Linked DNA regions of Homo sapiens: regions 1 and 3 are each linked to region 2. A link is a contact called in ENCODE Hi-C or POLR2A ChIA-PET data. All regions are on one chromosome and are shown on one strand. The core of a region is the stretch at or near the end of the contact, and the rest is flanking DNA. Distances in the headings are between cores, read along the strand shown. Region 1 holds the start of POLR2D (RNA polymerase II subunit D). Region 2 holds the start of VMA22 (vacuolar ATPase assembly factor VMA22). Region 3 holds the start of WDR33 (WD repeat domain 33).

Evidence for each region. A loop is a pair of places that touch in the nucleus more often than their neighbours do. ChIA-PET counts read pairs that join two places held with the same protein, here RNA polymerase II (POLR2A). Pooled maps may share reads with other maps.
Region 1: a loop to region 2 is called in a pooled map, with 21 times the contacts of the local background. The contact joins the promoter of POLR2D here to the promoter of VMA22 in region 2. A Hi-C loop is called at or near these places in 6 of 50 pooled maps. POLR2A ChIA-PET finds 5 or more read pairs at or near these places in 2 of 52 experiments (A549 and CD4-positive, alpha-beta T cell).
Region 3: a map of CD8-positive, alpha-beta T cell shows a loop between it and region 2 (8-fold over the local background). The contact joins the promoter of WDR33 here to the promoter of VMA22 in region 2. A Hi-C loop is called at or near these places in 2 of 168 maps with a recorded cell type or tissue (CD8-positive, alpha-beta T cell and naive thymus-derived CD4-positive, alpha-beta T cell) and 7 of 50 pooled maps.

Annotation. Positions count from the first base shown.
Region 1 is chr2:127,856,278-127,860,008 of GRCh38, reverse strand. POLR2D (RNA polymerase II subunit D) reads left to right here and starts at 1,854. Exons shown (of 4, transcript NM_004805.4): 1 at 1,854-1,981. The coding sequence starts at 1,909. It also overlaps the pseudogene LOC107985803. RefSeq lists a silencer at 1,710-2,019 and an enhancer at 2,250-2,419.
Region 2 is chr2:130,340,814-130,344,041 of GRCh38, reverse strand. It overlaps VMA22 (vacuolar ATPase assembly factor VMA22), which reads left to right and starts at 1,878. Exons shown (of 5, transcript NM_032357.4): 1 at 1,878-2,027; 2 at 2,098-2,201; 3 at 2,293-2,375; 4 at 3,003-3,134. The coding sequence starts at 1,917. IMP4 (IMP U3 small nucleolar ribonucleoprotein 4) reads right to left here and starts at 1,145. Exons shown (of 9, transcript NM_033416.3): 1 at 1,107-1,145; 2 at 848-956. The coding sequence starts at 1,109. RefSeq lists enhancers at 1,113-1,282, 1,413-1,962.
Region 3 is chr2:127,809,590-127,812,920 of GRCh38, reverse strand. WDR33 (WD repeat domain 33) reads left to right here and starts at 1,750. Exons shown (of 22, transcript NM_018383.5): 1 at 1,750-1,909. LOC124907885 (a long non-coding RNA gene) reads right to left here and starts at 1,670. Exons shown (of 2, transcript XR_007087230.1): 1 at 778-1,670; 2 at 1-409. RefSeq lists enhancers at 1,449-1,518, 1,789-2,078, 2,099-2,178, 2,259-2,338, 1,745-2,685 and 1 more.

The DNA of each region.
Region 1 (3,731 bases), core at 605-3,104, 2.5 Mb after region 2:
CACATGGTGCAGTGGCTGGGCAGCTGTGGTTATCTGGCCTGTCACTCAGTGCTGGGTGTACAAGGGAACACCGGCAAGCATCAAACCCTCCGGAACCTTCAGCTTCTCTGAGCACGTGAAAGGGGGCGTGGCCAGCCCTTCAGGTCTGGGCAGGTTCCTTAGAGAAGCAGTGCTGAAGCAAAGAGCATGCCCTGGAGGAGGGAACTTCTCAGGTGGTGGGAGACCACATTGCCGGCACTGCAAGACAGCAAGACGCTGTGGACGAGCCCTCGCAGGAGATCAGGCTGCACAGGCCAGACAGGATTCCCAGGACTGCCTTCTAAAGGTTTTCTTTTTCTTTAGTTTTAAAATTTTTACTTTTTAATTTTTTAAGTCTTTTTAAAAATTATTATTTGAGACAGAGTCTCACTCTGTCGCTGTCGCCCAGGCTGGAATGCAGTGGCGCGATCTCGGCTCACTGCAACCTCCGCCTCAGCCTCCCGAGTAGCTGGGATTAAAGGCGCCCGCCACCACGCCCCGGCTTTTTTTTTTTTTTTTTTTTTCTGTAGAGACGTGATTTCACCATGTTGGCCAGGCTGCTTTCGAACTCCTGACCTCAGGTGATCTGCCCCCCCCACCCCCACCGGCCTCCCAAAGTACTGGGATTACAGGCGTGAGCCCCCGCGCCTGGACTTTGCCTTTTTTTTTTTTTTGGCAGGGTCTCTGTTGCCCAGGCTGGAGTGCAGTGAGGCAATCATAGTTCACTGCATCCCTCAAGCGATCCACCCGCCTCGGCCTCCCCGATCCCTGTGACTACAGGCACGCGCCACAACGCCCGGCTAATTTTTGTATTTTTTAGAGACGAGGTCTCACTATGTTGTCTAGGCTGGTCTTCAACTCCGGAGCTAAAGCGATCCTCCAGCCTCGGCCTCCCAAAGTGCTGGGATTACAGGCGTGAGCCACCGTGCCCGGCACAATTCATTTTTTATTAAATCAACAGAGTTTACAATATGACCATCTAAACATTGTTGACTAATGAGCTAAGATATTGTTGACTAATAAGCTATGATTATTTACCTTATTGTACAACCTTTTGTTTTCTCCAGTGTCGAAAACAGCATCATTTTTTATTTGCTTTTTTTTTTTTTTTAATATATTTTTTGAGACGGAGTCTTACTCTGTCGTCCAGGCTGGTGTGCAGTGGCGCGATCTCAGCTCCCTGCAACTTCCGCCTCCCGGGTTCAAGCGATTCTCCTGCCTCAGCCTCCCCAGTAGCTGGGATCACAAGCGCCCACCACCATGCCCGGCTAATTTTTGTATTTTTAGTAGAGATAGGGTTTCACTATGTTGCCCAGGCTGGTTTCAAACTCCTGACCTCAGGTGATCCCCTCGCCTCGGCCTCCCAAAGTGCTGGGATTACAGGCGTGAGCCACTGCGCCCGGCCGTCATTTGCTTAATTTTCTACGCATCACCCAAATGTTCCAACAGACGTGTGGTAAAAGCCTCTGAATATCATTGTCCGCGTACTCAGAAGTATCAGATAATCCACCACAAATCAATAAAATTTTAGAAGTTTAAGTCGGTGAAGGAAATTGGACCCGGTACTTTCGGAGCCGGCTGCCCTGCTCTCCATCAGCAGGCGTTCCTGCATCTCATCTGACCTCCTCCGTCCAGAAAGGCGTAGGGACCTGCCCCAGGACGTCTGCGCGGCGAGGAGCATGGGAGAAGAGAGGGAGTGCAGGGCGCCCCTCGGTGGCGGGGAGCCTCCAGGACCTCACCAACCGGTCCCCTCGCTGCGCCCCGTCCGGCTCGCACTCCCGGCCCCGCCCACCCCTCGGGGCCCCTCCCGAGACCACGCCCCTTCCGCGGCCGTTGCTCCGCGCTTCTGCTTCCGGCGGCGCTGGTGGTGGCGCGCGGCGCGGCGCGGCGATGGCGGCGGGTGGCAGCGATCCGCGGGCTGGCGACGTAGAGGAGGACGCCTCACAGCTCATCTTTCCTAAAGGTTGGGCTCGGGGCTGCCAGACTCCCCCGCGCCACTTCGCGTGGTCGCCGCAGGCCTGGCGTTATGCGCGCTTCGCCCAAGGCCCTGCCTCAGCGGCGGCTTGGGCAAGCCCCAGCGCGGCGTGGGGCTGGGGAGGGAACATGGCCTTGGGAGGGACCATGGCCTTGGGAGGGACCGCCTGGGCAACTGGGTTATTTTATGTGATAAACTGCGAAGTTCCGGGGACCTGTGTCAAAGATAAACAAAGCCGGACACTCAGGTGGTAAGGACAGATTTTTAAACAGTAATATACTGTTGCACTAGGGAAAAGAGCCCAGCGTGAACCGAACTCAACTTCGATTAGTACAGAACCTCTGGGCGTTTTAACGGAGAATTAGGGAATAAGGATGTGGTGAGCGGGAGCTCGGGGGAGTCGGGGAAGTGAGAAATGTAAAAAAGCGGGAAGAGGAGGATTGGTCCGTGTGAACGCAGCTTGGTTTGTTGACTGGCGCACCTGTCGAAGTTAGGCCCCTACCCTCCCACAGAGGCAGAGAGACAGAGTCCTATCTTCAGCTGTTGGCTGGAACAAATTATTTTGGCAGCCTTGAGTTTTCTCACGCACGCACTTTAAGTGGTTGGGGAGGGTATTCCTAGGGATGAGGTCTTCAGCTCAAAAACTTGAAAATGTATACAGCTGTCTTACACTTTATTGATTTATTGATTTATTGATTGAGATAGGGTCTCGCCCTCTTGTTGAGGCTGGAGTATAGTGGCATGATCAGAGCCCACTGCAACCTCAACCTCTCAACCGCTCAAGCTATCCTCCCACCTCAGCCTCCCAAGTAGCTGAGACCACAGATGCACGCCCCCATACCTGGCCCATTAAAAAAATTTTTTTCGTAAAGACAGGGTCTCACTATGTCGCCCAGGCTGGTCTCAAACTCCTGGGCTTAAGTTAATCACGGCACCTGACCTATCTTATTCTTTTATTCATTCATTCATTTACTTATTTAGAGACAGAGTCTCACTCTGTTGCCCAGGCTGGGGTGCAGTGGTACGAACTCGGCTCACTGCAACCTCCGTCTCCTGGGCTCAAGTGATTATCCTGCCTCAGCCTCCCGAGTAGCTGGGATTACAGGTGCCCACCACCACACCCGGCTAATTTTTGTATTTTCAGTAGAGCTGGGGTTTCACCATGTTGGCCAGCCTGTTCTCGAACTCGTGACCTCAGGTGATCCACCCAGCTCGGCCTCCCAGAGTGCTGGGATTACTGATGTGAGCCATTGCCTGGCAAAATAATAAATTTAAAATTAAAACGGAAATACTACCCTCTAAGAAATAAAAAATATAAAAATGAAAAAATGTTTATTATGTGTTTTTTGTATTTTATGGTTTAATACGTTAGAACTTACTATTTTAGTTGTTAATTTATTTTTTTTAATTTTTTTTTTAATTTTATTTTGAGATAGGGTTTCACTCTGTCACCCAGGCTGGAGTGCAGTGATGTGATCTCGGCTCACTGCAACCTACCCCTCCTAGTTTCAAGCCATCCTGCCTCAGCCTCCCAAGTAGCTGGGACTACAGGCGCCTGCCACCATGCCCAGCTAATTTTTGTGTTTTTAGTAGGGACGGTGTTTCACCATGTTGGCCAGGCTGGTCTCGAACTCCTGACCTCAAGTGATCCACCCACCTTGGCCTCCCAGTGCTGAGATTACAGGTGTGAGCCACCTCACCCTGCCTTTTTTTTTTTTTTTTTTTGAGACGGGATCTC
Region 2 (3,228 bases), core at 629-3,128:
AATTACTTTTGAAAAGAAATATAGACTGTTCTGTACGTATGATGGTGGACCAGAGACCTTTAAGCTCTCAGACAGCAAAACCGTTGGTCACGATGCCCACAGCGCTTCGAAGGCATGGCTTCAGCGGGCCCTGGACCACAGGCTGCCTACCGCAGAGCACAGCGCTCCAGGTGCGCACTCGGGGCCAGCACTGTTCCCCACGGAGCTCAGAGGAACTCCTGCAGGGAGGATGGGCAGCGCAGTCTGCAGCACCAGCGCTATCCAGATAGTCTTTAGAGAGAATTTCTTTTTTTTTTTTTTTTTGAGACGGAGTCTTGCTTTTTTGCCCAGGCTGGAGTGCAGTGGCAGGATCTCGGCTCACTGCAACCTCCGCCTCCCGGGTTCAAGCGATTCTCCTGCCTCAGCCTCCTGAGTAGCTGGGATTACAGGCGCGTGCCACCACGGCCGGCTAATTTTTGTATGTTTAGTAGAGACGAGATTTCACCATGTTGGTCAGGCTCGAACTCCTGACCTCATGATCCGCCCGCCTCGGCCTCCCAAAGTGCTGGGATTACAGCAGTGAGCCACCGCTCTAAAGAGAATTTCTACAGGACAAGATAAAGTCTTTAAAACTTGGGACGAACTTGACACACTGCACACAGCGGGCAAGCTGCAAAACCCGGGTACTGCAACGTCAGTGACAAGTAATTAATACCATCACACGGAAGAAACACTCTCAAAACCAACAGGAGAACCCAATGGGCAAGGAAAACGGCCGGCAAGCATTTGGAAAGACGCTCGGATATTCGAACACAAATGCGTGCCGGGGTGGTTTACCACGCAGACGCCCGCGGGGCCGATGCCTTACCTTCCAGCGCGCGCCGCAGCCGCTCCTTCCTCTCCTGGGCTGAGCGCTGCGCCTCCTCCCGGGCCTTGCGGTACAGGTACTCGCGGCGCAGGCGGGCCTCGCGGCGCAGCTGTGGGAACAGCAGGCCCAGTCACTCACTACTCGCTCCCGAGCCCCGGAACCCCGGAGCCCCGGAGCCGCTGAGCCTCCAAGTCCCCAGAGCCACATCCCCAGCACTTCACGCGCCCCGGACCTCCGAAACAGGAGCTCATTCTCCTACCATCTTGAGTGCCGCTTCCACGTGGGTCCGGGAGAATCTGTGGGCTCCTCCAGCGCGACACAGTCCTCACTTCCGCCCTCAACCAAGATGGTCCCTTAGACGCTTCACTGGTGCCTGCAGCTGTGGGGAATGCCCTATGTTAAGATGGCGAATAGGGCGGGGACATCTCAAGGCGATTGGCCATTCCGGCAGGGCGTTCTCCTTGGGATAACCGATAGACTGGATACAGAATGTCACACGTGACTTAGGACCGCAGCTAATAAATATGTCCGCCCAGGCTTCTCCATCCTCGTCCTCCCCCCACCACCGCCGTGCAGAATGCAGTTTTCAGATGACGAACCGCTAAAACAATCATAATTAGCGGCTGGAAACAGTTCAACTGTAAAAACCGCACACCGACTGAAGGTTGCTTGCCGGCTCCTTTCCAAATTAACTTTAAAACCACTCTTCCCTCAACCAAAATGGTTTCTGTAGAGCTTCGCCTTCTTCCATCGCCACAACAGTGGCGCGACTTCTAAGATTCGGCAGCTTCCGGAAGGACTCAGAACCACCTATAACCCTAGCCGACAGTTCAGCAGGCTGATCCACTTGGGGGCTAATTGGAGAAACCAGTTGATTGGTTGCTTCCGTGCTGCTTCTCTAAGGGCGCTTGCCCTTAAAGAAGCTGACCCAGAGGCCTTGGTGCTGCCGGCGTGGGGATCCCCAGATGGGAACGCCCCTTGATGGAGGATCTCGTGTGCCTATTGGCTGTCCTGCCAAACTGCGGAGGGTGACAAGGAAGAAGGTGGCTCCAGATCTGGAGGTGTGTCCATGGCGGCGCTTGACCTGCGAGCGGAGCTGGATTCGCTGGTCCTGCAGCTGCTTGGGGACCTGGAGGAGCTGGAGGGGAAACGAACGGTGTTGAACGCCCGGGTGGAGGAGGTAGGCGCCTGGGGCGGGCAGGAGGGTACACGGGCGTAAACTGAGTCTCACCGCTTTCCTCTCCCTGCAGGGCTGGCTCTCGCTCGCCAAGGCTCGCTACGCGATGGGCGCCAAGTCGGTAGGGCCCCTGCAGTATGCTTCCCACATGGAGCCCCAGGTCTGCCTCCACGCCAGGTGAGGAAGCTTCCATGCTGGGCTGGGTGGGCGGGCGGGCGCGTTCTAGGCCCGGGCTGCCAAAGCTCCATCCTCCCTTCTCGTCCTTCAGCGAGGCCCAGGAGGGACTCCAGAAGTTCAAGGTGGTGAGAGCTGGTGTCCACGCCCCAGAGGAGGTGGGGCCTCGCGAAGCAGGTGAGCCCCCTCTTCCTTCTGCAGAACCCCTTCCCAGTGTCAAAGACAAAATGCAAATTATGGAGATGATTTAAATTAGGTTTTTGCGATAAGAGAGAGCATCCCAGAGCAGAAGAACAGAATGTTTTTGTAGGGTGGTTTTGCCTTAGACTTTTATAGGAAGTAGAGAAATTGTTGGTGAGTTGCTTTACACTGGGAATAGATTTACAATCACATACATTTCAGTCAGCTGAACAGAAAATATTTATCTGTGTGTCTAGCTAGTTTCAGAGGGACAAACTTCTAATCCCAGTTAATCATCCTGAGACAAAGAATGGGGAGTTGGAACGTCTATGTCTGGTCTGTTGGCATGTTCAGGTACAATGGGTAAGATCAGTGTCACAGGCAAACAGGGTCATCAGTGGGTCTTACAGGAGTCACGGGAAAGAGTGGACAAACAGTCTCATCTGAATCACAAGGGGAAAGGCTGTGTTTTGTGGTAAGCTGTTTCCTGGAACCCCAAAGTTGGAATTTTCCAACCAACAGTGTTTTATAGAATCATGAGCTCAGATCAAGCTCAACATTGTCACCAAGATGATAAAGGTCAGGGAGTAAGATCCCAGCCTCCTCCAACCTTTCTTTCCTCAGGTCTGCGGAGGCGCAAGGGCCCCACTAAGACCCCAGAACCGGAGTCCTCTGAGGCCCCTCAGGACCCCCTGAACTGGTTTGGAATCCTAGTTCCTCACAGTCTACGTCAGGCTCAAGCAAGCTTCCGGGATGGTGAGTGGACCGTGTTGTTTGGCTCTGTGGCCCTCAGACCCTCTATCCACAGGGAACACTTGAGCACTGCTGCCATGGCTGGGGTTAGTCTGTG
Region 3 (3,331 bases), core at 501-3,000, 2.5 Mb after region 2:
AGCAATGTTTTGTGGGCAGGGGGTGGATCTCACAAAGTACATTCTCAAGGGTGGGAGAATTATAAAGAACCTTCTTAAGGGTCGGGGAAATTACAAAGTACATTGATCAGTTAGGGTGGGGCAGAAACAAATTACAATGGTGGAATGTCATCAGTTAAGGCTATTTTCACTTTTGTGGATCTTCAGTTGCTTCAGGCCATCTGGATGTATACGTGCAAGTCACTGGGGATATGATGGCTTAGCTTGGGCTCTGAGGCCTGACAGTCTCTACTAAAATTAGCTGGGTATGGGTGTCCTGGTACAGGTCATTAGTCTGAGCTACTAGGGAGGCTGAGGTGAGAGGATCACTTGAGCCCGGGAGGTTGAGGCTGCAGTGAGTTATGATCACCCTGGGTGAGAGACCTTGTCTCTAAAAAAAGAAAAAATATAGAAGTTTATAAACATTTCTGATGTTATCATAAAAACTTTAGATACTGTGTAATGTCTGCATGATAGTCTACGTATGGATGTGCCATTATTTAATCACTGTCTGCTACTGTTTCCTTTTTTTTTTGCTATCATTAATACCTCAAAGATTAGTACACAAATCTTACTCACATCTCTGAGGCTATCCTTAGAATAGATTTTTGGAAGGGGATTATGGAGTCAAAAGTAAGACTTCTTTGAGACAGGGTCTTACTCTGCTTCCAAGACTTAAGTGCACTGGCACGATCTTGGCTCACTGCGCCCTCCAACTCCTGGGCTCAAGTGATCCTCCCACCCCAGTCTCCCAAGTACCCATCACAGGAACGATCACAGGAAGGCGGTCACAGGAACGCACCCCGACGCGCAAAGATGGGATCTCGCCATGTTCCCCAGGCTGGTACGATTCCTGATTCATACTGGAGAACAACTTGCTGTGCAGTTATATTTTGAACCTCATCAAAATGGAATCATACAGCGTCCTCTTCTTTGTGCCTAAGTTAACAGTAGCTGCTATTCGTTCAGGCTGTTGCGTTTATCCGTAACTTCCTATTTCTCTGTAGAAATCCACTGTATGATACACCACAATTTAGCCACTCAACTGCTGATGGACATTTAGGTTACCAGTTTTTTACTACTACGAATAAACGTGCTATGGACATTCTTGCACATGCCTTTGGTGGACGTATGCACTCATTCCTCTTGAAGTGAAATTTCTGGGGTCACAAGGTAAGCGTACATTTAGCTTTGGCAGAAACTGCAGCGGTTTTCCAAAATGGTTGCATCGTGGGGCTGTTTTTCTATCTTGGTCGCTGGACTTTAAGCGAGGCGTAATCTAGAGGCACAACTGGCTCGGGTAAGGCGTGGAGCCTGACTGTGTGCCGGGATCTGCCAGGGCTGCCACCAGCTAGCTGCACGGGTGAACAGACTCAGCAAGGTGCCACAGTGGCTTCCCACAGATCCACTCTCGGTGGGCTCGGTCCAACGACCCGCTATGTCTGCCGTACTGGCCCCGTACAAATATACTCATTCACATACTGGAAAACGGGGTGTTTTTCAGAGCATACACGTTAGCTCACACTGTAAAAAAAAGTCAGCACTGCGAAACGCAGTCGCTTCTTTCCTCCAGGAGGTAGCGCGTCCTACTCGCTCCGGAACAAAGGAAGCGCTCTGCAGGGTCTCGCGGCTCGGCACCTCACCTAGGCACATGCGCAGATCGAACCTCACAGAGGCCCGCGGTCCAGGCGCGCGTGACGTAGCGCCGTCCCGCCAGTGCGTGATGACCCCAGAGCGTGCGTTCGGTGGCCCATAGGGGAAGATGGCGGCTGCTCCTTTGGAGGAGCGGGATTGAGAGGATCGGGGTGGGGAGACCAAACAAGAGAGACATTTCTGGCTCTGAAGGCGAACGCTTCGCTGGCCATTTAGGAGCTCTGCTCAAAGCCAGACGGTGAGTGCGGCGGCGACACGGGACTGCTCGCCTGCAGCAGGCAGCGGCACTCTCCGCCATTTTCGGGCTCGGCCGTTGCGTGCTTTGGGGGCCTGGACGGGCGCCTGGGCACAGGTTGGAGGAACTGGGAGAATCGACCTCGGGGCGGCTGTTCGAGGCAGGTTCGAGACTTATGGGAGGGGGCTGGAGGCTGGAGGCCAACCGGGAAAAGCGGCCATGGTTAGAACTAAGGCCCTGACTGGGAGCGGTGGCGACGAGAAGACGTAAGTCAGGCCACAGTTAAGACGTGAAGTTTGGAGGGAAATGCATTTTAACTGAGGTTTGGGGCGGGAGTGGAAAGAAGTGGGCCGAGTTGAAGTAGTTGGTTGAAAGGGTCAAGGGAAGTTAACGTGAAATCTGCAAAACAGCTGAAGACTTAGCCGTGATGTTATCGTGGCTTGAAATCGGTGCTTATTATAAGGATGAGGCTACAGCTTGACAGGCAAAGCCCTGCTTTTTTGGAATAGTTGTATTTCTATTTGGTTTGTGCTAGATCCCTGTTTCTGATTTTAAGTTGTCTTCTGGCAACTAAGTAGTGAGGATCTTAGCATGCCTTCTTAAAAGAAATGACAATGAATGTTTGTACTTGGTTGTAACCCTTGGGATTAGTGGCCCCTTCCGGAGTAAGGAGGAGGCGGCGGCGGCAGGTCGGTAGGGAATTCCGTAATTGGATCTATTTAAATCAAATCAGAAAAATACGGGCTACTTGTAGAAAGCCTGTCAAGAATGTTTTAAAGTAGTTTCTACACACATGATCTTAAGTTGACTGTTCAGGAACTTTGGAAGACATTAGAATATGAACAAAAAGCCTGCACTGAAAGGAACAACTCTGGGGAGCGTAGACTTTACTTTTTTAGTACACTCTGGAGAGCTAATGCATGCTATATATACATATATATGTGTATATATGTGTGTGTGTATGTATATATAGCCTGTGAATATGGTGCAGTGGTAAACCTACTTAATTCAAACCTTTTAGTGACAGTTATGCTAGTTGTACCTCTTGTGGCATTTTTCATTTCCTCGCCTTAATTGCATTTTACCCATTTTTTATTACTGTAAGATACTTTTGCTTTTTTTGTCTCCTTGACCGGGAGAAGATAAAATATTGTATAGATTTGAGTTTTTGCTGAGACTTGAAGTTCCATATTTAGACTATCTTCTTGAAACTTGGGGAGAAATTTTAACTTGTCTTTCCTGTACTCCTAGGAAGAATTTTGGTAGAAAGTTGGCTTATGGCCGGGCGCGGTGGCTCACGCCTGTAATCCCAGCACTTTGGGACGCCAGGGTGGGCGGATCACCTGAGGTCAGGAGTTCGAGACCAGCCTGACCAACATGGCGGAACCCCGTCTCTACTAAAAATACAAAAATTAGCTGGGTGTG